2 separate regions of the Homo sapiens genome follow, and region 1 is linked to region 2. Evidence: read pairs that join two places in POLR2A ChIA-PET (ENCODE). Cell type or tissue: HepG2. All regions are shown on one strand. Each heading gives the region's core, and the rest is flanking DNA. Links, peaks and the distances in the headings are about the cores only. Region 1 overlaps NSRP1 (nuclear speckle splicing regulatory protein 1). Region 2 overlaps SLC6A4 (solute carrier family 6 member 4).

The links. ChIA-PET counts read pairs that join two places held together with the same protein. Peaks named below come from ENCODE experiments on the same cell type or tissue, not always from the same donor. Only the 100,000 strongest peaks of a DNase experiment are listed, where the experiment ranks them.
Region 1: POLR2A ChIA-PET joins it to region 2 with 5 read pairs; 6 of 35 experiments call an interaction of 5 or more read pairs at or near these places.

The regions. Positions count from the first base shown.
Region 1 is chr17:30,146,295-30,161,540 of GRCh38, reverse strand. All of the region lies in intron 2 of NSRP1 (nuclear speckle splicing regulatory protein 1), which reads right to left. Among named protein-coding and RNA genes, the nearest start is that of MIR3184, 37 kb to the right of the region's middle. In HepG2, for the core only: no CTCF peak of the experiment used is centred there; no DNase peak of the experiment used is centred there.
Region 2 is chr17:30,216,121-30,232,162 of GRCh38, reverse strand. It overlaps SLC6A4 (solute carrier family 6 member 4), which reads left to right. Exons shown (of 15, transcript NM_001045.6): 2 at 9,248-9,344; 3 at 10,082-10,547; 4 at 13,232-13,366; 5 at 13,826-14,045; 6 at 14,859-14,997; 7 at 15,947-16,042. The coding sequence starts at 10,205. Among named protein-coding and RNA genes, the nearest start is that of SLC6A4, 12 kb to the left of the region's middle. RefSeq lists a silencer at 6,066-6,266, enhancers at 9,205-9,720, 10,607-10,623, 10,613-10,629, 10,640-10,656, 10,663-10,679 and 5 more and cis regulatory regions at 10,674-10,706, 10,657-10,706. In HepG2, for the core only: no CTCF peak of the experiment used is centred there; a DNase peak (open chromatin) is centred at 9,082; H3K4me3 peaks cover 980 bases.

The DNA.
Region 1 (15,246 bases), core at 6,600-10,599, 70 kb after region 2:
AGGTTTTGAAGAATATGCAAATAAACTAAAAATGTGTTTATATGAAACAATTCCATAGGAAAGCAACAGGGTAAAAATTTTCCCAAAATATGCATTAGATATATTATAAAGCCACATAAATTAAAACAGTATATATAATAGTGCTAATACAGTGCAAAGCAGATCCACAGACAAGAGACAAAAATGAACACAAGCATATATAGAAACCTAGTATAAGAAAGAAGTGACATTTACAATAATTAGAAAAATGACTATTTAAACAGATACCCTAAGCGACCCAGCCATTCCATGCACAGGTATTTACCTAAGAGAAATGAAAGCCTATGTACACATAAAGAATTGTATACAAATGTTTATAGCCAGTTTAGTTGTAATAGCCAAAACCCAGAAACATATATACTTTGTATGGGGGGGTTATCTACTTCTTTCAGCATAATTAGTTTGAGATTAATTCACATCATGTATCAAGTCTGTTCTTTCTTGCCAAGTAGTGTTTCCATTGTATAAACATGGCACAAATTGTTTATCCATTCACCCGTTTATGGTCTTCTCAAAGTAAGGCTGTCTTTTATTCCTGGTTACGCAATGAGAAAAGCCCCTAATCCTAACAAAGCCCCTTAGCAGCTTCTGAAATTTTAGCTTCTCTCAGAAGTGAAGATATTTTAGTTTTAACTTGAATTACCTATAAATTCATTTTCATAATGTATAACAAATCTCCTTGAGAGCACAGATCTGTCTTATGCAGCCTTCTACTTACTACCAGTAGTATCCAGTACAGTGTCTTCTACACACCAGATGATCAAGAATGATGGTTCAAGTGTTTAACAAGAAAACCATTTTACAAAATTATGTTTCTAGACCAACCAAGAACTCAAACAAAAGCAGAAATGAAAAAGGAGACATTACAACTGACACTACAGAAATACAAAAGATCATCAGATACTACTACAAACAACTATACACCAACAAACTGGAAAACCTAAAGGACATGGACAAATTCTTGGACACATAAAACCTACCAAGATTGAATCAGGAAGAAACAGAAAACCTGAACAAACAACGAGTAATGAGATTGAATCAGTAATAAAAAGTCTCCTAAAAAAGAAAAGCTCAGAATCTGATGGCTTCACTGCCAAAGTCTACCAAACTTACAAAGAATACCAATTCTCCTCAAACTATTCCAAAAAATAAAAGAGAAGGGAATTCTTCCTAACTCATTCTGTGAAGCCCTGAAACCAAAACCAGACAAAGGCACAACATTAAAAAACAAAACAAAACAAAACAAAAAAACTACAGGCCATAGTTGAACACAGATGCAAAAGTCTTCAACAAAATACTACCAAACCAAATCCAACAGTACATCAAAAGGACAATATACCACAATCAAGTGGGATTTATCCCTGAGTTGTAAAGATAATTTACCATATGCAAATCAATAAATATGATATATCACATCAACATAATAAAAGACAAAAACCATATGATCATCTCAATTGGGGCAGAAAAAGCATTCAATAAAACTCAACATCCCTTCATGATAAAAATGTTCAACAAACTAGGCACAGAAAAAACATACCTTGGCCGGGCACGATGGCTTACACATATAATCCCAGCACTTTGGGAGGCCAAGGCGAGCAGATCACTTGAGGTCAGGAGTCTGAGACCAGCCTGGCCAACATGGTGAAACGCCATCTCTACTAAAAATACAAAAAACATTAGCCAGACATGGTGGTGCATGCCTGTAGTCCCAGCTACTTGGGAGGCTGAGGCAGGAGAGTCACTTGAACCCAGCAGGCAGAGGTTGCAAAGAGTTGAGGTCGTGCCACTGCATTCCAGCCTGGGCAACAGAGTGAGACTTCATCTCAAAAAATAAATAAACAAATAAATAAAAATAAAAAGAAAGAATATACCTCAACATAATAAAGGCCATATATGACAAACCCATAGCTAACATACTGAACAGAGAAAAGCTGAAAGCTTTTCCTCTAAGAACTGGAACTAGACAAGGATGCCCACTTTCACCACTCTTATTCAACACAATACTGGAAGTCCTGGCCAAAGCAATCAGGTAAGAGAAGGAAATTAAAAGCATCCAAACTGGAAAAGAGGAAGTCAAACTGTCCCTCTCTGCAGATGACATGATCTTATATTTAGAAAAACCAAACGACTACACACACACACAAAAAAAACCTCTTAAAACTAATGAACAAATTCAGTAAAGCTGCAAGACACAAAATCAACATGAAAAATCAGTATAACTTTCAATATACTAGCAACAAACTAGAGGAAAAAGAAATCAAGAAAGCAATCATATTTCCAAAACTAAAAACAAAACCCAAAACCCTAGGAATAAATTTTACCAAGGTGAAAGACCTCTACAAGGAAAACTATAAAACATTGATGAAAGAAATTAAAGAGGACACAAAAAAATGGAAAGACATCCCATGTTCATGGATCGGAAGAATTAATATGGTGAAAATGACCATTCTACCAAAAGCAATCTACAGATTCAACGCAATCTCTACCAAAATACCAATAATATTTTTCACAGAACTAGAACAAACAATTCTAAAATTTGCATGAAACTACAAAGAGCCTGAATAACCAAAGCAAACCTGAGCAAAAAGAACAGCTAGAGGCATCACACTACCTGACTTCAAAATATACCACAAGGCTATCATAACCAAACTAGCATAGTATTAGTATAAAAACAGACACATAGACCAAAATGGAACAGAATAGAGAATCCAGAAATAAATCCACATATTTATATCCAACTGATTTTCAACAAAGGTGTCAAGAACGTATACTGGGGAAAGAATACCCTCTTCAATAAATGGTGCTAGGAGAACTAAATATCCACATGGAGAAGAATAAAACTAAACCCCTGTCTCTCACCATATAAAAAATCAAAACAAAATGGATTACAGACTTAAGATAAGGCCCCAAACTATAAAACTACTAGAAGAAAACACAGGAGAAATGCTCCAGGGACACTGGTTGAGGCAAAGAGTTTATGGCCAAGATCCCAAAAGCACAGGAAACAAAAACAAAGATAGATAAATGGGACTGTATTAAACTAAAACACTTCCGTACAGCAAAGAAAACCCTCAGCAGAAGAGACAACCTGATGAATGAGAGAAAACGTTTACAAAATATTCATCTGACAAGTGACTAATATCCAGAATATAGAAGGAACTCAAAACAACTCAATAGCAAAAAAAAAAAAAAATGCCATTAAAAAGTGGGTGAAGGACATGAAATAGACATTTCTCAAAAGACATACAAATGGCCAACAGGTATATGAAAAAATGCTAATCACTAATCATCAGTGAAATGCAAATCCAAACCATAATAAGATATCTTACCCCAGCTGGAACCTCTATTATTAAAAAGACAGGAAATAACAGATGCTGGTAAGAAAAGGGAACTCTTATACACTGCTGGTGGGAATGTAAATTAGTAAATAAACCAGTATGGAGATTTCTCAAAAAGTAAAATTAGAACTACCATTAAGACCCAGCAATCTCACTATTGGGTATCTATCCAAAGAAGAAATCAGTGTATCAAAAGGACACTCTCATATGTTCACCACAGTATTATTCACAATAGCAAAGATATGGAATCAACCTAAATGCCCAGCAACAGATAAACGGATAAAGTGTGTTAAACAATAGAATACTATTTGGCCATAATGAAATAATGTCATTTGCAGCAACATGGATAGAAATGGAGATCATTATTTTAAGTGAAATAGGCCAGGCATAGAAAGACAAATATTGCATGTCCTCACTCATATGTGGGAGCTAAAAAACTTGATCTCATGGACATAGAGTATAGAACAATAGATAACAGAGACTGGGAAGGGGAGGAGGAGAGGGGATAAAGAGGGGAGAGAGACAAAGACTATAAGAAGTATAGTCACCCTAGTCTGCTATCCAACACTGGAACTTATTTCTTATGTACCCAAACATACAGTTAGATAGAAGAAATAAGTTCCAATGTTTGATAGCAGACTAAGGTGACCATACTTAGCAATAATAATATGTACATTTCAAAGTAATTAGAAGAGAGGGCTTGAAATGATACCAACATATAAAAATGATAAAACATTCTAGGTGATGGATACCCCAATCACCCTGACTTGATCATTACATATTCTTTGCATGTAACAAACACTCACATGTACACCATAAATATGTAAATTATATATCAATAAAAGGGGAAAAAAGTGGGCAATAGAGATTTCTCAAAATACATATGAGTAGCCAACAGGTATATAAAAAAATGCCCAACATCACTAATTATCAGGGAAATGCAAATCCAAACCACAATGATATCATCTTACCCAGTTAGAATAGCTATTATCAAAAAGACAAAAACTAACAGATGCTGGCAAGGATGCAGAGTAAAAGGAGCTCTCATACACTGTAGGTGGGAATGTAACTTAGTACAGCCATTATGGAAAATAGTATGGAGATTTTTCAAAAAATTAAACACAGAACTACCGTAAGATCCAGCAATATCACTACTGGGTATTTATTCAAAGGACAGAAAATCAGTATATCAAAAGGATACATGCACTTTTATGTTTACTGCAGCACTACTCACAACAGCCAAAATATGGAATCAACCTAAGTCTCCATCACATATGAATTGACAAAGAAAATGTGGCATATTTACACAGTGGAGTACCATTTGGCCATAAAAAAGAATGGAATCAGCGGGGCACAGTGGCTCACACCTGTAATCTCAGCACTTTGGGAGGCCGAGGCAGGCAGATCACGTGAGGTCGGGAGTTCGAGACCAGCCTGATCAACATGGAGAAACCCCGTCTCTACTAAAAATATAAAATTAGCTGGGCATAGTGGTGCATACCTGTAATTGCAGCTATTTGGGAGGCTGAGGCAGGAAAATCGCTTGAACCCAGGAGGTGGAGGTTGCGGTGAGCCGAGATTGCACCATTGCACTCCAGCCTGGGCAACAAGAGTGAAACCCCATCTCAAAAAAAAAAAGAAAGAATGGAATCATGTCACTTACAGCAACATGAATGAAACTGAAGGTCATTATCTTTAGTAACATAAGCCAGACACAGAAAGACAACTATCTCATGTACTCACCCATATGTATGAACTAAAAAAATGTATTTCATAGAGGTAGAGAGTAGAATGATAGTGAACAGAGGCTGGGAAGGACTTGGGGGAGGGGAGAGATAAAGAGAGGTTGGTTAATGGGTACTAATAGGTATGAACATACAGTTAGAGGAGTAAGTTCTAATGTCCGATAGTAGAGCAACTTCCTGATGGATTTACTGCAAGGTGTCCTGATAGACAAGGTCAACAGAAACTATTTGAAATAATGTACATGGAAAATATAGTCAAAATAAAAATATTAAGAGATGGGCCGGGCGTGGTGGCTCACGCCTGTAATCCCAGCACTTTGGGAGGCCGAGGCGGGCAGATCGCTTGAGGTTAGCAGTTTGAGACCAGCCTGGGCAACATGGTGAAACCCTGTCTCTACTAAAAGTATAAAAATTAGCCGGGTTTGGTGGTAGGTGCCTGTAATCCCAGCTACTAGGGAGGCTGAGGCACGAGAACTGCTTGAACCTGGGAGGTGGAGGGTGCAGTGAGCCAAGATCGTGCCACTGCACTCCAGCCTGGGTGACAGACTGAGACTCCATCTCAAAAAATAAATAAATAAATAAAATAAAATTAAGAGATGGGTAAATGAATGAATGGATATAGCTGAAAAAATGTTTTAATAAGTTAGAATATTAGGCTAGAAACTCCTAGAACACACATGGAAAGGGTAAAATGCTTAAAAAAAGAAAAAAGCCACACGATGGTGTACGTCTGTAGTCCTAGCTACAGCCAGGAGGCTGAGGCAAGAGGATCACTTGAGCCCAGCAGTTTGAGGCATAGTGCACTATGATCATGAAATGCCACTGCATTTCAGCCTGGGCAATATAGTGAGACCCCATCTCTTAAAAACAAAGCAAAAAAAGGTATAGTGATATGAAAGATATTTATGTAACAGAAGACCCAGAGGAAGACATATAAACTAAACAGATTCAAAGAAATATTTGAATGACTGGTAATTTTCTAGAATTGGAGAAAAATATCATATTGAACAGGTTTTGAATGCAAAAGAGGACAGAGGATAAATAAAACACACACGCCTGCATATACAACAACTAGATACATTATAATGAAATTTAAGGAAATGAAAGACAAAAAGAAAATTCTAAGAGTTTCCAACAAGGAAGAGTAGGTCACCTATAAAGGGGTACAATCGGAATGTCATCAAATACCTCATCAGCAACTTGGGATTTAAGAACAAGTAATCCATATTATGCACCACATGCCCGTACCAAAATATCTCACATATTCCATAAATATATACATTTACTTCATACTCACAAAAATTAAAAAGAAAAAAAAAGGTAGTAAATCTTAATTAACATTACCCAGATGGAGTAACTTTAAAGTGCTGATGGAAAGCACTTTGAACTAAAAAGTATATATCCAGAAAAACTATCATCAAAACTAAAGATGTTTTAAGCACATAAAATCTCAGGTCTGCCTCATAAAAGCCCTCTTTGAAAATAAAGGAAGTACAGGCTGAATATCCCTAATCCAACAATCCCAAATCTAAAACTTTTCCAGTGTCAACAGTATGCTCAAAGAAGCATTTTGGATTTTCGGATTAGGAATGTTCAGCTGTTAAGTATAATACAAATATTCCCAAATCTGAAAAAATCTGAAATCTGAAACACTTCTGGTCCCAAGCATTCATTTCTTTCTTTTTCTTTTCTTCTTTTTTTTTTTTTGAGACAGGGTCTCACTCTGTTGCCCAGGCTGGAGTTCAGTGGCACGATCATGGCTCACAGGAGCCTTGACTTCCCAGGCTCAAGCGATCCTCCTACCTTGGCCTCTGAGTAGCTGGGACTACGGGTATGTACCACTACACACAGGTAATTTTTTAGTGTTTTGTAGAGACAGGGTATCACTGTGTTGCCCAGCTGTTCTTGAACTCCAGGGCTGAAGCAATCCTCTCGCCTCAGCCTCAGAAAGTGCTGGGATTACAGGCGCCAGCCACCACACCTGGCCCCAAGCATTTCAGAAAGGGATACTCAACCTGTACTCCCAATAATAATATTATGAGATACATGAAAGGTAAATATATAACTTAGTAAAACTTAATATATCTTTTTTTTTTTTGAGACAGGGTCTCACTGTGTTGCCCAGGCTGGAATGCAGTGGTACAATCACGACTGACTGCAGCCTCAAGCTCCCAGGCTCAAGCAATTCTCCCGCCTCAGCCTCCCGAGTAGCTGGGACCACAGGCACCTGCCACCACATCTGGCTTATTTTTTTATTTTTTGTAGAGATGGGGTCTCAGTATGTTACCCAGGCTGGTCTTGAACTCCTTCCTGGGTTTAAGCAATCCTCCTGCCTCGGCCTCCCAAAGTGCTGAGATTACAGCACATGTGATAGCCACCACACCTGGCCCTAATATTATCTTTTAAAATAAGACAAAAAACAACCATAACAATCCAGGACGAAATCTAGAGCAGGGCTATACAACTTTCTGAAATGACTAAAATATCTTTTACCTGTGTTGTCCAATATGTTAGCCACCAGTCACACGTGGCTATAGAACACATTAAATGTGGCTAATGTGACTAAGGAACTAATTTTTAAATTTTACTTAAGCTAAAACAGCCTCTAAGACTAAACTGGCTATCATATTAGCACAGATCCAGAGCAGGGGTCAGCAAATTTCCTCAAGGGACAAATGGTGAATACACAGGTTGGTGGACCATGTGGCCTGTTGCATCTAGTCATGTAGCACAAAAGTAGCCACAGACAGACAAATGGCAAGGCTGTGTTCCAATAAAACTTTATTTTAAAAAAGGATGCCAACATGAGACATAGTTTGCCAACACCTCATCTGGATGATATAAACACAGTGGCAAGGCAAGCAGCAGGTGGAAGAGAGGGAGAGAAGACAACCAGAAGGTAGCCAGAGTGTGCCAAGGTATTTATGTTGAAGGCAGTGAGTGATATAAAGATACTTATAACAACAATAAAAGAAACCAAACGTATAAATGTAAGCATAGATTGGTTTGGGATAATGACCAAAATTTTAACTGAAACACAATGAAATGTGTACATTTCAAACTAGGAAAAGAAAATTCAACCTATTAAATGAGAGAGAGAAAAAAAGACAACAAACTCTGGGATTGGATTTTTAAAAGATCTAGAAATAGGAGGTCTACAAAAAGAGCCTAAATACAACAGGATATAAAAATGCCGAAAATAGGCCGGGCACGGTGGCTTATGCCTGTAATCCCAGCACTTTGGGAAGCTGAGGCAGGCAGATTACTTGATGCCAGGAGTTTGAGACCAGCCTGGCCAACACGGCAAAACTCCGTCTCTACTAAAAAAATACAAAAATTAGCAGGGTGTGGTGGTGCACGCCTGTAATCCCAGCTACTGAGGAGAGGTGAGGCATGAGAATCACTTGAACCTGGGAGACAGAGGTTGCAGTGCAGTGAGCTGAGATCATGCCACTATACTCCAGCCTGGGCAACAGAGCAAGGCTCTGTCTCAAAAAAAAAAAAAAAAAAAAAAAGCTGAAAATAAATGAGTGGGAAAAAATACAAAAGGCAAATATGAATCAAAAGCTTGATAGTAATTATAAAATCAGAAAAATAGAATTAAAGAGAAACGTATGTGAAGAACAAAGTAGGTTACCAGATACTGAGGAACAGATCAAGAAGAAATAGCAATCATAAACATTTATGCTTTTAACAATGTATCTTCCAAGTAAATAAAGCAACACCAAGACAATTCAAAGGGGAAAGAACAGTCTATTCAATAAATGGTGCTGGAACAACTAGATATACATATGCAAAAGAATGAAGTTGGGCCCTTACCTTACCCCCTTTGCAAAAAATAACTCAAATGGAGTTAATCTAAACGTTTACATTTAGCTATAAAACTCACAGAAGAAAAAATACAAGTAAATCTTTGTGACCTTGAATTAGACACATGACAAAATCTGTGTAGCTAAAACCAAAAGTCCAAATGACCAAAAAAAAAAAAAAAAAAATTCTTAGGCTGGGCACGGTGGCTCACGCCTGTAATCCTAGCACTTTGGGAGGCTGAGGCGGGCAGATCATGAGGTCAGGAGTTCAAGACCAGCCTGGCGAACAGAATGAAACCCTGTCTCTACTAAAAAGAAAATTAGCTGGGCACAGTGGTGCATGCCTGTAGTCCCAGCTACTCGAGAGACTGAGGCAGGAGAATCGCTTGAACCCGGGAAGCAGAGGTTGCCGTGAGCCGAGATCGCGCCACTGCACTCCAGCCTGGGCAACAGAGACAGACTCTGTTTTAAAAAAAAAAAATTATTTCAAATCTCATCAAAATAAATTGTTGCTTCAAAAGCCATCAAGAAAGTGACAAACACACCAGGTGTGGTGGCTCACGCCTGTAATCCCACCATTTGGGAGACCGAGGCAGGTAGATCACCTGAGGTCAGGAGTTTGAGACCAGCCTGACCAACATGGAGAAACCCTGTATCTACTAAAAATACAAAATTACCCGGGCGTGGTGGCGCATGCCTGTAATCCCAGCTACTTGGGAGAATCACTTGAACCTAGGAGGCGGAGGATGCGGTGAGCTGAGATTGCGCCACTGCACTCCAGCCTAGGTAACAAAAGAAAAACTCTGTCTCAAAAAAAAAAAAAAAAAAAAAAAAAGAAAGTGACAACCCACAGAATGGGAAAAAAATACAGCTGACTCTTGAACAATACAAGTTTGAACTGCATGGGCACACCTATATGTAGATTTTAAGTAAAAGTTACACCCAATGTGCCTGCCTCACCTTTCACCTCCTCCACCTCTTCTGTCTCTGGCACTCAGAAACAGTAAGACCAATCCCTCCTTCTCCTCGGCTAGCTCAATGTGAAGATGATGATGAACAGGAAGACCTTTATGATGATCCACTTCTACTTAATAAATAGGAAATATATTTTATTATATATCTTCCTTATGATTTTCCTAATAACATTTTCTTTTCTCTAGCTTAACTGTAAGAATACAGTATATAATACATATAAAAAGTGTGTTAGCTGTTTATCAACGAGGCTTCTGGTCAACAATAGGCTACTGGTGGTTAAGTTTTGGGGTAGTCAAAAGTTTTCAGCTGCACGGGTGTTGGTAGCTCTAACCCCCCTATCGTTCAAGAATCAACTGTATTTGCAATCATGTATCTGTTATGGAACTTGCAGCCCATAAAGAATTCCTACAATTCAACAATAAAAAGACAAACTAAAAAATGGACAAAGGAGTTGAACACTTTTTTCAAAGAAGAAATACAAATTTATTTCAAAGAAGATATACAAATGGCCAAAAAGCACATGAAAAGGTGCTCAACATCATTAGCCACTGGGGAAATGCAAATCAAAACCACATTGAAATACCACTTCGTACCCAACAGGATGACTAAAATAAAAGAGTCACAAATGCTCATAAAGATGTGGAAACAGCCAAGTGTGGTGGCTCACACCTGTAATCCCAGCATTTTGGGAGGCCGAGGTGAGCAGATCACCTAAGGTCAGGAGTTCAAGACCAGCATGGCCAACACAGCAAAACCCCATCTCTACTAAAAATACAAAAATTAGCCGGGCATGGTGGCGGGCACCTATAATCCCAGCTACTCCAGAGGCTGAGGCAGGAGAATCGCTTGAATCCAGAAGGCGGAGATTGCAGTGAACCGAGATCGCGCCATTGAACTCCAGCCTGGGTGACAGAGCGAGATTCCAAAAAAAAAAAAAAAAAAAAAAAAAACCAACAACAAAAAACGGCTGGGCGCGGTGGCTCATGCCTGTAATCCCAGCACTTTGGGAGGCCGAGGAGGGTGGATCACGAGGTCAGGAGATCGAGACCACGGTGAAACCCCGTCTCTACTAAAAATACAAATAATTAGCCGGGCGTGATGGCGGACGCCTATAGTCCCAGCTACTTGGGAGGCTGAGGCAGGAGAATGGTGTGAACCCAGGAGGTGGAGCTTGCAGTGAGCCGAGATTGCGCCACTGCACTCCAGCCTGGGTGACAGAGCGAGACTCCGTCTCAAAAAAAAAACCACCACATATTGGTCAGGCGCGATGGCTCACACCTGTAATCCCAGCACTTTGGGAGGCCAAGGCAGGCAGATCACAAGGTCAGGAGTTCAAGACCAGCCTGACCAACATGGTGAAACCCCATCTCTACTAAAAATACAAAAATTAGCCAGGCATGGTGGTGCCTGCCTGTAATCCCAGCTACTCAGGAGGCTGAGACAGGAGAACTGCTTGAACCCGGGAGGCAGAGGTTGCAGTAAGCCGAGATTGCGCCACTGCTCTCCAGCCTGGGCGACAGAGCAAGACTTCATCTAAAAAAAGAAAAAAAAAGATCTCTACAACATGTATTACATTATATTATTCCATTTATTTGAAATGTCCCAAATAGGTAAATCTGTAGAGACATAAAGTCAATTAGTGATTGCCAAGGGCAGAGTAGAGGGAAGAATTAGGAGTGACTGCTAATGATCAGGTTTCTCTCTGGGTGATGAAATTCTAAAATAGTGATGATGGCTGCACAATTCTGTGAATATACTAAAAACCACAGAGCTTTTGGTATTTTTTTTTTTTTTTTTTTTGAGACAGGGTCTTGCTCTGTCACTCAGGCTGGAGTATAGTGGCTTGACCATGGCTCACTGCAGCCTTGACCTCCTGGGCTCAAGTGATGCTCCTGCCTCAGCCTCCTGTGTGGCTAGGACCACAGGCATGTGCCACAAGCATGCCTAACTAATTTTTAAAATTTTTTGCAGAGACAGGGTCTCACCATGTTTCCCCCGCTAGTCTTGAACTCCTGGGCTCAAGCAATCCTCCTGCCTCAGCCTCCCAAAGGGCTGGGATTACAGGCCACTGCACCTGGCTTTGCTATGTGAACTTTATCTCAATAAAGTTGTTTAAATAAATGAATAAATAAAAAGCATCAACTCTCAGAAATATAAGGACAGCAACCATTTTAGATGGCAATCTTACTCCTCTATGATAACAAATAGATCAAGAATAAAAATAAACATCAGATAATCTTATGTTCTTTGGTCATAACACAATAAAACATAAGAATAAAAACAGCAGCCAGGTGCAGTAGCTCAAACCTGTAATCCCAACACTCTGGGAGGCCAAGGTTGGAGGATCACTCGAGACCAAGAGTTCAAGACAAGCCCGGACAACACAGCAAGACCCCATCTCTATTTTTTTAAGTAAAAATTAAATAAAAGAATAGAAACGGCAATAAAAATATCCTTGAGAAAACCAAACCTGTATGTCAAAACTAAAAGCTATACCTGTAAGTCTTCAGGTTAAACAAATCATAAAGGAAATTACAAAATATTTATAAATGTATAACACTGAAAACACTACATGCCAAAACTTGTGAGATACAGCTAAAATAGTACTCAAAAAGAAACTTAGGAAGATTGACAAAATAACCCAGGGAAGCAATAAACATATGGGCAGAAATTAGAGAATAAATCAACAAAATATAGATGAACAAAATCAAAGGCTAGTTATTTCAAAAGATTTTATAAGATAGACAAACTTTTGGCAAGATTAATCAAGAAAAGTAAAGAGATGCAAGTAACAGTAGATGAAAGATTTAAAAAACACTATCGTGAACAATTAAATCTGAAAACCTGGGCAGAACAGATACATATTCCAAAAACTGTAAATCAGCCAATCCACAGCCCAAACTTAGAACCATCTCCTCTGGCCCCTACAAGCCAGGAAGCAATAGTCCTCTGCCTTCATTGCCCAGGGCCAGATACAAAAAAACTGGTGATCACCGCTACAGCCCAGAGGCAACTGACAAGATTCAAACTAGCCAATCCTAAACTGTTTCCCTTCCTTTCCCATGAAAAATACAATAAAGACTCTGAACCAGGCTTTTCCTGATCCAAACTGGTTCTTCCCTATGTAGCCCTGAATGAAATGGCATGTCTTCTCCTGTCAGTAAATGTACATAACAATAATCTTCTTTTAAAGGGCATTAGTCTCAATATGTCATTTGTCACCTCCATAAATTAAAATCCTACAGACATTTTTAGACAATAAACAAAGCCTTTCCCACTTATAGACATAGATGTTTGAAAACCCTAAATCAAGTTTTAGTGAATTGAGTTTACTAGCATATTAAAAATAATACATCCTGCTCAAAAGGATTTAAGCCAGAAATTCAAGAATGGTTTAACATTTAAAAATGTATCAATCTAATAAACCATATTAATGAACCACAGGAGAAAAATGACTTAACTAGCTCAATAAATTCAGGAAGGCATTTAGTACCTATTTGTGATTTATAAAAAATTGTCAGGCTAGGCACAGTGACTCACGCCTGTAATCCTAACACTTTGGGAGGCTGAGGCGGGCTGATTACTTGAGGTCAGGAGTTCGCAAGATGAGCCTGGCCAACATGGGGAAACCCCAACTCTACCAAAAATACAAAAAATTAGCTGGGCATGGTAGCACATGCCTGCAATCCCAGCTACTCGGGAGGCTGGGACAGGAGAATTGCTTGAACCCGGGAAGCAGAGGTTGCAGGGAGCTGAGGTTGCGCCATTGCACTCCAGCCAGGGGGACAAGAGCGAAACTCCGTCTCAAAAAAAAAAAAAAAGTTGGTCAGTGATGAATAGAAGAGTTCCTTAACTTAAAAAAGTCTGGCCGGGGCTGGGCGCACTGGCTCACACCTGTAATCCCAGCACTTTAGGAGGCTGAGGCGGGCAGATCACGACATCAGGAGATTGAGACCATCATGGCTAACATGGTGAAACCCCGTCTCTACTAAAAATATAAAAAATTAGCCGGGCGTGGTGGCGGGCGCCTGTAGTCCCAGCTACTCAGGAGGCTGAGGCAGGAGAATGGCGTGAACCTGGGAGGCGGGGCTTGCAGTGAGCCGAGATTGGCCACTGCGCTCCAGCCTGGGCAACAGAGCGAGACTCCATCTCAAACAAAACAAAACAAAACAAACAAAACCAACCAACCAAACAAACAAAAGTCTGGCCGAGTGCAGTGGCTCACACCTGTAATCCCAGCACTTTAGGAGGCCAAGGTGGGCAGATCTCCTGAGGTCAGGAGTTCAAGACCAGCCTAGCCAACATGGTGAAACCCCGTGTCTACTAAAAATACAAAAATTAGCTGGGGCATGGTGGCGGAGGCCTGTAATCCCAGCTACTTGGGAGGCTGAGGCAGCATAATCACTTGAACCCAGGAGGTGGAGGCTGCAGTGAGCCGAGATCGCACCATTGCATTCCATCCTGGGCAATAAGAGCAAAATTCCGTCTCAAAAAAAAAAAAAGAAAAGAAAAGAAAAAGAAAAAGTCTATATACCAAAAGCCAATAACAAAAATCAAACTTAATGGAAAAACTTCAGAAGCTTAGGATATCACTTAGGATAGACAGGTCAGAATGCCCACTAAGGACATTTTTCAACATACTACTGAAAACTTGTCTAATAAAGTAAAACAGGAAAAAGAGGTATAAGGACTAGAAGAGATGAAGCAGATGGTTTAAACAAACTATTACAGTAAATCTGATTAGGCTCAGGTGTGGTGGCTTGCGCCTGTAATCCCAACACCTTGTGAGGCCCAGGTGGGCAGACTGCTTGAGGCCAGCCTGGCCAACAGGGCAAAACTCCATCTCTACTAAAAATACAAAAATTAGCTGGGCATGGTGCTGCACGCCTCTAAATCCCAGCTACTCGGGAGGCAGAGGTGGCAGTGAGCCAAGATTGCGCCACTGTACTCCAGCCTGGGGGACAGAGCAAGACTCTTAAAAATATATATATTCCTGAAAATATGGTACCACTCACAATAGCTACAAAATGTAGGAAGTATCTAGAAATTAAACTGCAGATAAGGCACAGGACATTAATGGGGTAAAAAATTACCTCATAAAGTCTAGGAGGGGTGTGGTGGCTCACACCTGTAATCCCAACACTTTGGGAGGCCAATGTGGGAGGACTACTTGAGCCCAGGAGTTTGAGACCAGCATGGGCAAGATAGCAAGACCCTGTTTCTATTTAAAATTTAAAAAGTCTAAATGAAGGAAGAACTATACCACACTTACATGTAGTTCCTTAAAGACTAATATAACTTATAAATCCAAGGCAGTTCTAATACAAATCTCAGAAGAGT
Region 2 (16,042 bases), core at 7,045-11,044:
TTTCTGTGTGTATACAGGAAAAAAGAGCATTTCATTTCCTTTGTTACTGAACTGTTGAATAAAATAAGCTGATTTGTCTTCTCTAAGGGAACTTTTTCCTCTAAGGGGCCAAGAATTAGTGAGTGGGAGACCTGGAAGGACCAGGGAGGGGTTCTGCTCCCCGTAGCTCTGTGCATGGCTGGCTCTAGCTCACCCACGGCTCTTGAGGACAAAGCCAGGCCTAGAACTTGAGTCTCTTCTACTTTCGCTCTCTTCTCTTCCCTCCGTAATGATGGGCATGTCTTCTTTAAAAGGCGAACCAAATTAGCTGGCCCTTTCTCTTGTTTCAGAGTTGGGGAGCTGGGCCGAAGGAACAGGGAGGGAAGAGCCTGGAGGGGAGAGGGGAGGTAAGCTGTTCTGGTCAGCAGGGAGCTTTGGCTGACTGGAAGTTTCCCAGCACTGGCTGAGGGCTAGAATTATTTTTTCTTTTGAAAATTTTCAACTGAAAAATCAGAGATATGGTCCATTTTCACCAGTTAACATTTTGCCAATTTGTGTACAAAGTCACTCTAATTATGCATATATCTAATTTTTGCATATGCAGTATATATATGATTTGATATATTATGTGTAATATATAAGATCATTAATATAATTATGCCATTTATGTATCTGTATGTATACATACAGATATATATACACACTATATATACACATATGTACATACAGATACATACAGATATATATATACATATGTACATACAGATACATACAGTGTATATATGTGTCTGTATACACTATATGTATATATAAACTATATGTATCTGTATGTATACCTACAGATATATATAGTGTGTATATATATATCTGTAGGTATACATACAGGTATATATATACTATATATATAGGTTCAACTAATATATATAGTTGAACCTTTGAGAGTTTGCAGACTTCCAGATACTTCTTCCTTAAATACTTCAACACAGATTTCCAACAAACAAGGACCTTCTTGTACGTAACCACAGCGCCATTTTCATGCTGGGGAAACTGGAGATAGATACAATACTATTATCGCACATACAGCTCATATTCCCATTTCCCCCGCTGTCTCAATGATGTCCTTTTTAGCATACAGTGTTACTCTGTGAGACTGTAAACTAGGGGTCAGAAAGTTTTTCTTGCTCTCATCTCAGTGCATATCTGAGAACTAGACTGGTGCAATGATGTGTAAGGATGAACTGATTTTTCATGAGTGTCTCCAACTGTGTGACTCACACTAAAGCACATCTCAGAAATTGTTGACCTAAGAGTATAGGCACCTTTGAGCAGCAACAGCCAAACTCCAAACACCTTGTGGCTGAAGAGGTGGTTGCACGTGTCCTCCGCGCCCCCTCTCCACCTGGATGCACCCGTCTCCTCCAGCAGCCTCACCTCACCTGACCTCACCTCTCCTTCTCCCCTCCATGCCCCACCCAGAGAAATGGGCCAGTTTCCCCTCTCTTTTCTCTTCTCCACTCCCATTTTATTTTGTAGTTCCACTTCAAACCCCCTTTTCCCCACTTCCCTCTTCCGCCTTGCTCAGCAGCCACAGGTGAATCCACCCTTATTTCATAGCACCCTCTCCCTGGGGTTGTTTTTTCCTCTCTTCTCTCTGTTTTGGGTCCCTTTGTGGACCCAATCATGTCTGTTTTACACAAAGGTAATCTTAGTAACATACCTGTATAAAGGAAAAGAAAAGCTGTGTGTGGACATGTTCCCATGTGTTCTATCTCGATTTTTACTTATTGCATAAATTGTATTTATCACAACAGTAAAGGAGTGTTTGGAAGGTGAAGTGACACTCCTAATCCTGATTAATCTAACACATCATCTGTTTTGAGTTTCTCAAGTCTCTTTCCCAGCCTCGTCCACATTTAAATATACTATGGTAACAGAGTAAAAGCAGTTTTGTTTTCTGCAAAAAGTTGTAAGTTGTGAAATTATGTGTCACAAGCAATTCATGTCACCAACTTCTTCTTCTTCCTCTTCCTCTTCCTCCTCCTCCTCCTCCTCCTCCTCCTCTTCCTCTTCCTCTTCCTCTTCCTCCTCTTCTTCTTCTTCTTCTTCTTCTTCTTCTTCTTCTTCTTCTTCTTCTTCTTTCTTCTTTTTCTTCTTCTTCTTTTTTGAGATGGAGTTTCGCTCCTGTTGTCCAGGCTGGAGTGCAATGGCCCGATCTCAGCTCACCACAACCTCTGCCTCCTGGGTTCAAGCTATTCTCCTGCCTCAGCCTCTAAAAGGCTGGTATTACAGGCATGCGCCACCATGCCTGGCTAATTTTTGTATTTTTAGTAGAGACAGGGTTTCTCCATGTTGATCAGGCTGGTCTCGAACTCTGACCTCAGGTGATCCGCCCACCTTGGCCTCCCAAAGTGCTGGGATTACAGGCATGTGACACTGCGCCCAGCCCATGTCATCAACTTCTAAAGAACTTGGACCAGGCGCAGTGGCTCATGCTGTAATCTCAGCACTTTGGGAGGCTGAGGCAGGAGGATCGCTGGAGTCCAGGAGTTCAAGACCAGCCTGGGCAACATAGCGAGATCTCATCTCTACTGTGTATTTTAAAATTGAACAACAAACAAAACTAAAGACCTCAAAAGTGCCTAAAAGACACCTCCGTGGAATCTGTACAAGGATCTCCCTGCTCCTTGTTCTTCTTTCCTTAAATTTAGTTTTCCTTAAGAACCAAAAAGAAGGTTAAAATAAAGAAAGAACTTCGAATCAGTCTCATTGTCAGCCCCCTCCCCACCCCTAAGCCGTCGTGTAGCACTTAACAACGCTGTGTTCTACAGCTTTCGTTTCAGATGTTTTAGTTTATCACATTTATTTCTGTGGGTTAGGAAATATATTCTAAGTTCCAAACCACCAGCTCACAGATGAACATTTGGAGCCCAGACCGCTGATGGGTGTGCCTGCCAGTACTTGTTTCAAAGTCTGAAAGCCCATCCCGGGCTCTTTAATCCTGGGCATGTCAGTCTCTTCCTGTCCATAGTCCATGAAAATGACTGTTAAGGCAGCCCTCCTCCTCTGCCCACAAGATGCACAGCCAATCTTCCCGATGGGTGAGGCAGGGAGGGACAGGGCCCCTTAGAATAGAACCCTGATCCCATTTGACTTAACTCCAGGGAGGAGAGAAAGAGCAGCACCTCACATGGAGCTCAGATCTGTTGGCACCCTCGCCCAGTCAGGAAACCCAAAACAAGCCCTCCATGCTGAGAGCTGTACAGGGCGTGCTCCAGTCTGCAAGTATTTGGACTCAGGGACGTGTAGCCATAGCCCCTGCTTCCAGGGGCACACGAAGCAAATGTATATAAAAGGATAACTAATGATGCCTGGTAATCAATGGCGAGTGACAAATGAGAATTGAGTAGAAAGAGTGTATCTTGGGCTGGAGTGCTGAGAGGAGGTGGATAGAAGCTTATGCCAGGCCTTGGAGGGTGCAGGATAATTAGAGGAAGGGAAGCTACAGGTGGGGACGCACACGGCACTGTTGGTGCCTACTGGCCCCTGAATAACCTGCGGTATTTGTTAAAAACTGCAGATCCCTGAGTGCCCACGTGGATCTCTTGAATTAGAATCTCTGGGAGAGCAGCCCAGGAGTCTGTTTCCCAGGTGACCCCAAGCACTGATTGAGAGCAGCAAGCATGACCCAGTGAGGCCCGTGCTGGGAGCCACAGATCACTTAAGTCCCAAGTCTTGTGGGCCTCAGTTTCCCTGCTAGGGTATGAAGTAGAAAGGCACAATGGGTTGCGGATGTATGGTGGTGATAGTGACATCAACTCACTGTCATTTATTGATGCTTCCCTGTGCTAGACACTGAGATAAGCATGTGTCATACTTTAATTCCCACGACAGCCTTTAGGAAGTAGCGGTTTTAACAGTCTGCTTTTACACAGGAGGAAATGGAAGCTAAGAGAGGTTAAGTGACCTACTCAAAGTCACACAGCCATTAAGTGGTGGACCAGGGATTCCAGTGCAGACCTGAAACAGAAAGGAGAGCTATGGGTTGTGAACAGAGGAACTAATGAAAGATGACTCTGGAAGGAAGTTAGTCTGGGCTTGGCTGTTTATATTCACTGGAGGAGGGCTGTTCACATCTGCTATGCTAAATTCATTTCTTTCTAGTAAAGTCAAAATAAATAATCCAGTATCCTTTTGGCCAGCCTCTCAGGGGGACCTTGACCCCATCACAAGGGGCATATCCTCTAGATTTTATACTCTGTGTAGAGAGAAGCCCAGGGCTATCCTCTCCCAGGCAGGGAAAGTTCTGGACAGAAATTCTTTTTCTTTCTCATGATAACTGGCCCAAATGGCCCTGAGGATTTTATCCTATTTAATTCCTCTCCAAAAAATTAAACCAGGCTGGGTGCAGTGGATCATGCCTGTAATCCCAGCACTTTGGGAGGCCAAGGCGGGAGGATTGCTCATAGGCCAGGAGTTCAAGACCAACCTGGGCAACATGGTGAAACCCCATCTCTGAAAAAAATACAAAAAATTAGCTGGGTGTGGTGGCACACACCTGTAATCTCAGCTACTCGGGAGCCTGAGGTGGGAGGATTCCTTGAGCCCGGGAGGTTGAGGCTGCAGAGAGCCATGATCATGCCACTGCACTCCAGCCTGGATGACAGTGCAAGACTCTGTCTCTTAAAAAAACAACACACACACACACACAAACACACACACAAAGGAACAGAAAAAACACTAAACTGACTCTGTCATATGAGGAATCCTTTGGATAAGGAGATGGCTGTGATAGTGGAGTTCATTTCTACCCTTTTTGTCCAAAAAAAAAACAAGCAGATTTTCTCTATTCTCTTCATTTCTATCATGAAATCTCTTCAATTCATTGGAAAGGCAAGGCAGGAGTCCCTATGGCTTCCGACCTGTGCCCCCATGACCCTGCACACTTCGGGAACACAGCAGTGCCTTCAGCAGATGCAAACGTGAGCCCCCATTTTACACTGCAGAGCCTGCAAGGAAGGATCAGCCAACAGCCAAGGTCCTGTGAGAGAAACTGTGCAATAGCAGCAAAGGAAGACTTAAAGCCTGGGGGCAACTGTGGTGCAAAACATGTGAGCTATCTAAACACGCCGCGGCGAGCCAGCGGCAGCCTCTGTTCACCACGGGATGTGTGGCAGCACCAGCCTCTCCAGAAGCATCGTGTTTTTCCTAGCAGTTGGTTTTCTTTTTCAGATTTTAGGCTTGGCCTGTGGACTCCATGCAGGCAGGACTGTGCCTGCCTTGTTTCTTTTTTCTTTCTTTTTCTTTTTTTTTTGAGACAGAGTCTCACTCTATCGCCCAGGCTGGAGCGCAGTTTGGCTGACTGTAACCTCTGCCTCCCAGGTTCAGGCGATTCTCATGCATCAGTCTTCTGAGTAGCTGGGATTACAGACATGCACCACCACGCCCGGCTCATTTTTTGTATTTTTATTTTTATTTATTTATTTGAGACAGAGTTTCACTCTTGTCACTCAGGCTGAAGTGTAGTGGCTCAATCTCAGCTCACTGCAACCTCCGCTTCCTGGGTTCAGGCAATTCTCCTGCCTCAGCCTCACAAGTAGCTGAGATTACAGGCACCCGCCACCACACCCAGCTACTTTTTGTATTTTTAGTAGAGACAGGATTTCACCATGCTGGCCACGCTGGTCTCAAACTCCTGACCTCAGGTGATCCGCCCGCCTTGGCTTCCCAAAGTGCTGGGATTACAGGCGTGAGCCAGCTGGCCCGGCTTGCCTGCCTTGTTTCTGAGGAGCCGAGCACATGTGGGCCTACGCACATCTTTGCTGAGGGAGTGCTTCTCCATGAAGAAGGCCAGATTCCATGTTTACTGCTTCGGGCGGCACCAGCGTTCCATAATTCCCATCACTCTTGGGAGATGCCCTGGGAACTTCAGCCTCCCTCTGAATAGAGGATACGAACTGCCAGTTGGCTCTATGACCTGTAACTAATCCTATCTCAACGTTAAACCCACAGTTCATTTGTTTTTGTTTGTTTTGAGAAAGAAAGTTGAGTTTCCTGAGAAATGAACTCACTTTGATCTTGACACATGAAGTCAAAGTTCAACATTTCTGTAGTGTCTTTCTGCTTAGAAGGCACTGATAGGCATCAAGTAGATGGAGCGTCACAGGCATTTCCAAAGGGCTGGGTGTTTATGACCAATCGGGATAATTACATGCTTGTTCAGGTACGGGTTGCTCCTGGCTATAGAGACAAAGTGTGTGGAAAGAGGAATGGAGATTCGATCAGAAGTTTAAATAGAAACAGTCCTTTTTTACTTGGAGTCAGGGATTGGGGGAATGGAGTGCATTAGCTTCAGGAGAGTTAAGAGAAAGTCAACCACTCCCATTGGCTGGTCAACTGCACCCCTCATGTGCAGAGACCTAGGGGGACGAAGCTTCTGTCTGCCAGCTGTCATTCCACAGCAGAGGTGGGGTCCACGGCACCACCCTCAGCCTGTCACCAGCTCAGCCTGGAACAACAGCACACATCCAAGATGCAAAGGAAGGCTTCCTTCTGGGGCTTTTTCTGGACATGGAGAAACTCAAAGACTGCCTGGAGAAGGTCACAGCTGTAATATTGACCTCGTTTGCAATCTTTCCACCCAGCAGGATAAAAATACCTTTTAAAAAAAGAAAGCTTAGAAGAGGGCATTCTCAGAAACCAACCTTCTTAACAACTCACACTTCTCTATTCCTGGGCCAGCTTGTTTTCAGCCATTGTTATGTGCAAGTCTTGATAGAAAAAGCCAGCCAGGGCTCTGCAGAATCAGAAAAAATAGGAAGAGAGTCTGGGGCTCCACAGGCAGGAGCTTGCAGGCAGAAAGGGCCCCGGGCACATGGCATCTTCTCCTGGCAGACCCGATTAGTCACCGAGAGGAGTTTTCCTCTACCTGGCAGAGGCAGAGGAGTAAGTTAAGAAAAGGAGATGTGTGTCTCCTCTGAGTGGCTGTAACTTTGTGTTTGCACCCCAGATTCTATGATGAGGGTGGGGGTTCAGTAGGAGAACCCCAGAAAGCACAGCTGGATAGAGAGAGACAGCCTGTGGGGAGAGGCTGCCCGGTCATGAGTTGTCTGAGGGATGCTCTGGGTTTTCTTGCACTGGGGCCATTTCAGCCTGTTGATGTAAAATTTTTTAATTAAAAAATTAAGAAGAACTAGGGGATATTTCAGGAAACAAGACCTCTGTAATGGCTCAGAACACAAATAGAAACAGCGTATTACTCTTCCAGGAGCTGCTTACCATAGTTGCCAGGAATTCAGGACTGGATGCCTTCGGGGCTGAACCCCTGAGGACTCCTGAGAACACACGTTGCCCTCAAAAATCTACCTACCTGCACACATTTTCTACCCTCTCTGCAGGACGCCTCAAGGAAGAAAGTAAACAAAATCCAGAACAAATCATTTGGCCCCTGAGGCAGGAGGGTAACTGCTCACTGCTGCTGCTAAATGTCTATTTCCTCTCCCCAAAGTATTGCTTCTGAGATGGACCGCATTTCCCTTCCGTAGACCCTCTGGGCCTGGGTAGAGAGGCCAGGGAACGCTTGGGTGATGCAATTGGAGCTTCTATTTAAGTGAGAGGAAAGTGGCAGTACAGAAAATAGAAGAGGTTCTTGCAGAAAATTGTGGGGCCAGGCCAGGCATGGTGTCTCACACCTGTGATCTCAGCTCTTTGGGAGGCCAAGGCGGGTGGATCATGTGAGGTCAGGAGTTCAAGACCATCCTGGCCAACATAGTGAAACCCCATCTCTACTAAAAATATAAAAATTAGCCGGGCATGGTGGAGCACGCCTGTAGTCCCAGCTACTCGGAGGCTGAGGCACAAGAATCGCTTGAACCCGGGAGGCAGAGGTTGCAGTGAGCCAAAATTGTGCCACTGCACACCAGCCTGGGCAACAGAGCAAGACTGTTTCAAAAAAAAAAAAACAAAACTGTGGGGCCAGTGGGAGGAAGAGCAAGGGAAGGAGCAGCTCTGTCAACTCGGTGCCCTCCAGCCGCACAGGGAAAAGCTCTTCCTCCCTGCCATTTGGCCTTCAAGTTCGTCAGTTGTTTAACGTACAAAACATGTCATTGATATAGGCCGGAGGGAAGTACAGAGGCCTTTTTAAACAACACAACCACTGACTACCAAGTTCAGGTTTAATTTAGCTGAATATTTAAATATGTTGACATCTCATCATGTAATAAAATAATAATATCCCTTGGCCTGGTAAATGGTTACCTATGGTGGGTGAGAGGATGTGTGGTTATTTTAAAAGCCTATCAAGCCTAGTTGAGGGCCGAAGGAAGGGGGAAGTGGGGGGAGGCCAAGGCCAGGCAGTAGCATAAATGGTGAGCAGGGTGAGGTTATGGAGACCGCTCTTGTCAGAATTCATATCCTTCTGAGTGGTGTTTGCATTCTTGAGCCTGGGGTGGGTGGCGGAGGGCCCAACAAGTGCGGTACAGCCCAAGACGTCTACCTCCCCTTACACACACACAGCCCCTAGCTACATGAAGCTGATTTATCTCTTGTTGCTGTAGATATTTTTGGCAACAATCGATCCCTTTAAAATTTTTATTTTCCACTTTACAGAAAAAATGCAGCAAACGCCAAACCCTAGTGACTGACATTGCCTGGTGTTCATGTCTAATCCTTGCTCATGTTTATAGCCATAGTCATTCTTGTGAAGCTACTATTTTGTGTCCTGATTTTTCACTTACTATGTTTTTGTCTTCACATGTGTAGGTAGCTAAGTTGCAGTCACCAAAAACCCCAAATAGGTAGGAGACATCCATGCGCCATTTCTATTAGCCAGTTCCTAGCCATCCTCCTAACTGTTGGATCTGGAGGGTTAGCCTCAGATCATTGCAGTTATAAACAGTCCATCCCTGGCTATCTTTTCTAGAAGGGTCCAGTGTCATCTCAGCTAGGCAGAAACGTATTTCAACTCCCAAACTGTTTCAAGAGTTTGAAAAGCTCAGGCCCAGAAGAAACAGAGTGAGCAGTTGAACAGTCTTACAACTGCTGCTTACAACTTTATAACAGGCCATAGGTTTAAAGTCCAAAAGGGCTCAAATTTCTACCCCACGTTTGACGACTCAGACCTCAAGCCAGAGCTGAGCTGACTTCCCTGCGCCCAGGCCACGGCGGTGAAATGAAGGCACAGCAGCCCCGGCCAGGCCCTCCCAGTGGAGGCACAGGGGGACGGCGACACCAACCACCCCAGCATCAGTAACCTGCACACTCTTCTCCCTAGGTCTCCTGGAGGCAAGGCGACCTTGCTTGCCCTCTCTTGCAGAATAACAAGGGGCTTAGCCACAGGAGTTGCTGGCAAGTGGAAAGAAGAACAAATGGTGAGCAGCAGTGCCGTTTAAGGACCAGTCGGGCTTGCAAATGCATAATGGGAACGCAGAAAGGCCATGTGCAGATAGACTGGACACAGCCGGAGGCAGCTCAAATCTGCCCCAACCTTCCTAGGGGCTAAAAGACGAGTGACAGAATCTGTAGCTGATGAGCTGGGGTGCCTCACGAAGGGTGGCCTTTTTACCTCTGTCCTTTGCTTTTTTCCTTTTAAAATCATAGCTGTAGTTGATATAAAATATAACTTTGGGTGTGCAGCTTAAATGATGGTGAGGACTGTCCTGCCTGCTGAAAGGCAGAAACGCCTTTGCTTGTCATTGTTTCCCCAACATAGCATCCAAGACAAAGGGGGTGCTCTGTGACGCTTTGGAGCCTCTCTCACATTCTTCTGAGCTGCTGGCAAACCACAAGATGAGAGTCCAGTGGCTCAAAGGGAAGCGAGTGCTTTGCTCTCCAGTCCAGCCTGTGCAAACCTTGGTGATTTGCTGTCTATTTGTGTTGGTTTTATTGTTTCCTTTTGAAATTACTTGATTGTCATTTGATGCCCTGTATAGGTTGAGAAATTTAGTTGAATTTATGGACTGCCATGTAGCAAATAGGATGTCTCACATTTAACAGATGCATTTGTAATCCCGTTAACTAATGTAGTTTAAGATGTATGATGAGTTAATACCAAAGATGAGTAAAATGTCTAACTTTTTTCTCCTTCCTCTGTGTGTCTTTCCAACAGAGTCAATCCCGACGTGTCAATCCCGACGATAGAGAGCTCGGAGGTGATCCACAAATCCAAGCACCCAGAGATCAATTGGGATCCTTGGCAGATGGACATCAGTGTCATTTACTAACCAGCAGGATGGAGACGACGCCCTTGAATTCTCAGAAGCAGCTATCAGCGTGTGAAGATGGAGAAGATTGTCAGGAAAACGGAGTTCTACAGAAGGTTGTTCCCACCCCAGGGGACAAAGTGGAGTCCGGGCAAATATCCAATGGGTACTCAGCAGTTCCAAGTCCTGGTGCGGGAGATGACACACGGCACTCTATCCCAGCGACCACCACCACCCTAGTGGCTGAGCTTCATCAAGGGGAACGGGAGACCTGGGGCAAGAAGGTGGATTTCCTTCTCTCAGTGATTGGCTATGCTGTGGACCTGGGCAATGTCTGGCGCTTCCCCTACATATGTTACCAGAATGGAGGGGGTCAGTATCACAGGCTGCGAGTAGAGGCTGTGACCCAGGGTGGGCTGTGACCCGGAGTGGGCTGTGACCCGGGGTGGGCTGTGACCCGGGTGGGCTGCGACCTGGGGTGGGCTGTGACCTGGGATGGGCTGTGACCCGGGTGGGCTGTGACCTGGGGTGGGCTGTGACCCGGGTGGGCTGTGACCTGGGGTGGGCTGTGACCCGGGTGGGCTGTGACCTGGGATGGGCTGTAGGTCCTCTTGAGAGGCCAGAAGACAGATTATGTCTTTTCAGTCTTCACTGGCGTAAGACTAGGAACATGATGACTTAGACTTTCGAGCTGGTAGAAAAGTCAAATCTCGCCAGGCGTGGTGGCTCACACCTGTAATCCCAGCACTTTGGGAGGCTGAGGCAGGTGGATCACCTGAGGTCAGGAGTTCAAGACCAGCCTGACCAACATGGCAAAACCCCGTCTCCACTAAAAATATAAAAATTAGCTGGGTATGGTGGTGGGCGCCTGTAGTCCCAGCTACTTGGGAGGCTGAGGCAGGAGAATCACTTGAACCTGGGAGGTGGAGGTTGCAGTGAGCCGAGATGGCACCACTGCACTCCAGCCTAGGCGACAGAGCGAGACTCTGTCTCAAAAAAAAAAAAAAAAAAAAAAAGTCAAATCTCCAGCAAGCCAAAAGCTGAAGACAGCGTGTCTGAGGCTCTCCGGGTTGTGAAGCTGGGTGAAGCCCTCCCAAACCTGACCTCACAGATCTCCAGCATCATTAGCGCTCCATTTATTGAAGGGCCTCCTTCTCATCCTGCATTCTCCAGGCTCTGTCCTCCCCCAGCCAGAAGTGAGGGAATGGCCGTCAGCCCTGTGCTGAGTCCCTTCACTCCTGCTGGCAAGTTCTGCTGGGAAGAGTCCACGAGGGTAGGCCTGCGTAAGGGAAAATTTGGAGGTGGCTTCAGAGTCCCAGATGCTTCTGATCCTTTGGACCTGTGTGAGGTCAGAGAAGGGCATCAGCGTTAAGTCCTAAATCTTAATTACCAGTCTGGGCAGAATTTAAGCTGGATTAGATCCACAGCATGACATTAATACCAACCTCAAACCACGCATGGCTGGCCCTCCTATCTCCTCCTGGGATGTTAGATTTTTGAGGCCAGAGGCCCTATCTTGTTCCTTGTACCCCTAAAGCCTCTCAAGTAGTTAACTTGTAGATTATAAAAAATAGTAGCTGACTGTAGGCATGAAGATGGGAACCTGGGGGAGAGCAGAGCAGTGGGGAAAAGTGAATGGGTTTGGGGCCTCTGGACTTGTTATCAGCACAAGAAAATAACAAGAAGTGGGTGTCAGATGCGTCAAGCTTGATTTTCATGGGAACTCTGACAACAGATTTGGGAGGGCAGCTACAAAGAGGTTTGGGGATCATCCATTTGTGTCACCCTCACTTCTCCCGTGACCTAACACAGAGTGGCCTGGATTTACTCTCTTTTAAAGATTTCTGTCCATGTAGTTGCAAAGGTAGTTCCAGGGGGCCCCTGGGAAGCTCAGCGCTTCCTGCCTAGGAGGAGCAAAAGTCATAATCACCTTATCTCCTGCTCCAGAGGACTCACCTTTAGCCTGGGCATTATGTAAGGGGCTGGGTCACTGGTGACATTTCCCCGACACTCATTCCCCAGCGTAAAGCTGATCAAGCAAACTCTTTGGAGGAAGGCCATCACGAGAACACATGGTTTTATTCTCGAGCCGGGTTTACCCAGTGTGACTGTAAATTACATGGACCTTTCTGATTTGCACAGACCTCAGGTTTCTGGGTTCAGAGCATTTTACAGCAGGGAAAATTAGGGAAAATCACAGCTGATCCACCCTTTAGGCTAAAAACTCAGGCTGCAGGTTAGCATTCCCCAACTTGGTATTTTTAAATTCAGCCTCAGCCACAAGATCCAGGAGACACCAGCATCTCCAGTTAGGTAGCAGCTCTGTGCTTGCTTGTTCTGTGAAAAACTACCCTGTCCAGCCACTCCTGCAAACGGCGCTTGTCAGGGAGCATTCTGGCTCAATGGAATTATGGAAGTGTAGCCAAATATCAATAATCATGTGTCTGGAGCCATAGATAATACTGATGAACAAAGATACTGATTTGGTGACTCACAGAGAGTTGCAGCTGTTGCTACAGATTGTCACAGGTGATCTGTTCCAAGGGTCCCAGGTACTGGCTGCATCGGAATCACCTAGGGAGCTTGAACACAATTTTTGTGTTGTGCCCATGCTTGGAGATTCCGCTTCAGGAGGTCTGGGGTAGACCCAGGAATCTAGGTGACTATGATGTGTGGCTACATTTGGGAAACTCAGCTCTCCTCAACTGTGTTCTTTTATAGGGAGGAAATTGGGGCTCAGAGAGGGGAAGTGGCCCAGCGTTCTCCAGGTAGTCATAAGTGGATGTGATCCTGCCTGTTCTGTCGACTCCCAAACCAGGCTTTCTTCCCAATTGCTCTCTTGGCCTCCTCTGAAACCTCATTTTAGTCATGGTGCTCCCCCTACGACTGCTTCTAGCAAAGCACTGAGACCAGAGGAGCACAGCATGAGGCCACTCAGCCCAGGGTGGCTCCTGACACTCACATCATCCGGCGACTGTGATTCTCAGTCACAGATTGGTTGGGCTATCCTGGGACAGACGTGGGCAGGGAGTGAAATTGTCTTTCATCTGCCTCAGGGGCATTCCTCCTCCCCTACACCATCATGGCCATTTTTGGGGGAATCCCGCTCTTTTACATGGAGCTCGCACTGGGACAGTACCACCGAAATGGATGCATTTCAATATGGAGGAAAATCTGCCCGATTTTCAAAGGTAACTGAAGGGCTCGGTGGGGTGGGTAAGTGGAGCCTCTCAGGAAGGGATTTCCATCAGTGGGTGGGAGCTGGGGACCTTCTTCTGGAATCAGTCAGGCCTTAGGCATCCCTGGGAGACTGCTTGAGTAATTAAGGTTTTGACTGCGTAAGTGGTGTGAAATTGTCAAAGAGAAACAGAATAAACGGCAATGAGAAGTAAACTAATGTAAACATTTTAAAGCATTAACAGGACATGTACACATTTTCTAAAACATGTTACCTTGCAAATACATATGAGTGACTAACGGCAGGGCCACTTTTCCCACGGTGGCCTGGAGTCCTTGGAATGGAATGGAGGGCAGCACCCACGTGTACCCCTCTGCTGGGCTGCGGGGCTCTCCAGTGCCCCGTTTCAGCCTTTTGCCGTTGGGCCACCCTTAAACTCGGCCTCTGTCTCTCCATCTCACCCACTGCCCAGGGATTGGTTATGCCATCTGCATCATTGCCTTTTACATTGCTTCCTACTACAACACCATCATGGCCTGGGCGCTATACTACCTCATCTCCTCCTTCACGGACCAGCTGCCCTGGACCAGCTGCAAGAACTCCTGGAACACTGGCAACTGCACCAATTACTTCTCCGAGGACAACATCACCTGGACCCTCCATTCCACGTCCCCTGCTGAAGAATTTTACACGTAAGTGCACGTAAGTGAGGGGTTGGCCTGTTAGGGGCAGGCCACACCCCTGGGGTTTGGCTTCTTAAAAAGAAGGCCAGGGCCAAGGGCTCCTCACCCCTTTCTGAGAGATGAAGCTATCAGGGGTGGGAGTAGCAGAATTTGGAGCTGGGAAACTCTACCTCAAGTGCTCCACGGCCTGGCCCTGCTGTGCCTCCTTGCACTTTCTCATGCGCCAAGTCAGTTTGCTCCAATGCGCCCAAGCCCGTCCCTCCCTTCACATTCCAAAATTACTCCCCTTCTTCCGGGGTCCTCCTCTCAGCCAAATGTCATGGAGGCGAAGCATCCTAGTACTTTGATAGTTCAAAACTATTCAAATGGTTTAATGTGTCAACTTCGTAAGTGGGATCTACCCTTTGGAAGAAGATGCTTGAGGAAGGTAGTTTTCTTTAATGCTGGAATTTCAGGCAATGGCAGCCCAAAGAGAGAGCTACTTTGGGGTAGGGAAGGGAGCCAACTCCCCACACTTACACATCCCTCATGTTCCCAAAAGCCAGTCACATTGGTCAAAGGAGTTCAGGTCCCATCCAGCAAAGGAGAATCCAGGAAGTCTGCCTTTAGGTTGAACACTCTTCCCAGGGTGTTGGCCAAATGTGCTTTGTGGTCCTTCAGGACAGGCAGGGCCAATCCCAGCTCTTCCTGGGCCTCAGTGACCACTTGGTCCTAGCAGCACCGTGTCCATTTGTCCCGGGCACCCTCAAAGGAGCAGCACAGATGTGTGCCCAGGTCACTCTACAGAGCCTCTCAGGGGCCTTTCTTTCTCCTTCACCCCAGGCGCCACGTCCTGCAGATCCACCGGTCTAAGGGGCTCCAGGACCTGGGGGGCATCAGCTGGCAGCTGGCCCTCTGCATCATGCTGATCTTCACTGTTATCTACTTCAGCATCTGGAAAGGCGTCAAGACCTCTGGCAAGGTGAGGAAGGCTCTGGCTGCTGACCCAGGCCTGCCCAGGGGCCCACAGGCTCTCAAACTCAAAACCCAGTAGCCTGGACAGACAGCACTGTTTCCTTCCACACCAAACACATTCCATGATGCACCCTCTCTCTCTTCACCGCATTTGTTAGAAAATTCTAGAAGTGGGTTGGGCATGGTGGCTCACGTCTCTAATCCCAGCACTTTGGGAGGCTGAGGTGGGTGGATCATTTGAGGCCAGGAGTTCAAGACCAGCCTGGCCAACACATCGAAACCTCATCTCTACTTAAACAAACAAACAAACAAACAAACAAACAAACAAAAAAAAACAATAGCCAGGTGTGGTGGCAGGTGCCTGTAATCCCAGCTACTCGGGAGGCTGAGGCAAGAGAATCACTTGAACCTGGGAGGTGGAGATTTCTGTGAGCCAAGATCATGCCATTACACTCCTGGGCAGCAGAGTGAAATTCTGTCTCACTAAAAAAAAAAAGGAAAAGAAAAAAGAATATTTTCTAGAAATGGGCCAATGCCAAGAACCATTACATGATTTTTTTTTTTCAAGATTCCTTCAACCCACTGGTAGTACCACAATTAATAATCGTGGCAATGACTTACTGGAAACCCATCATGGACCATGTTCAGTGCTTTTTATACACTGGCCAGTGCTATTGTTTCCTGCTAGATACTCCCTCAACCTTACAGATGCATAGTGGGCTCAGAGGTAGTTCTCCTGGCCAACCTGAATCCGATCCCTGTGTGACTCCAAGGGTTGTGATCTTTCTGCCACACCACCTCGCCCTCCTTTCTCAAGGTCTTCAAGAATAAAAGACACTGACATCCATTCACCCACCTCCCTCCCCTCCCCTCCCCTCCCCCGCTCCCTTCTCCTTCTCCCCTCCCCTCCCCTCCCCTCCCTGGAACAGCATGGTGATAACCCTTCTTCCTTACAGGTGGTGTGGGTGACAGCCACCTTCCCTTATATCATCCTTTCTGTCCTGCTGGTGAGGGGTGCCACCCTCCCTGGAGCCTGGAGGGGTGTTCTCTTC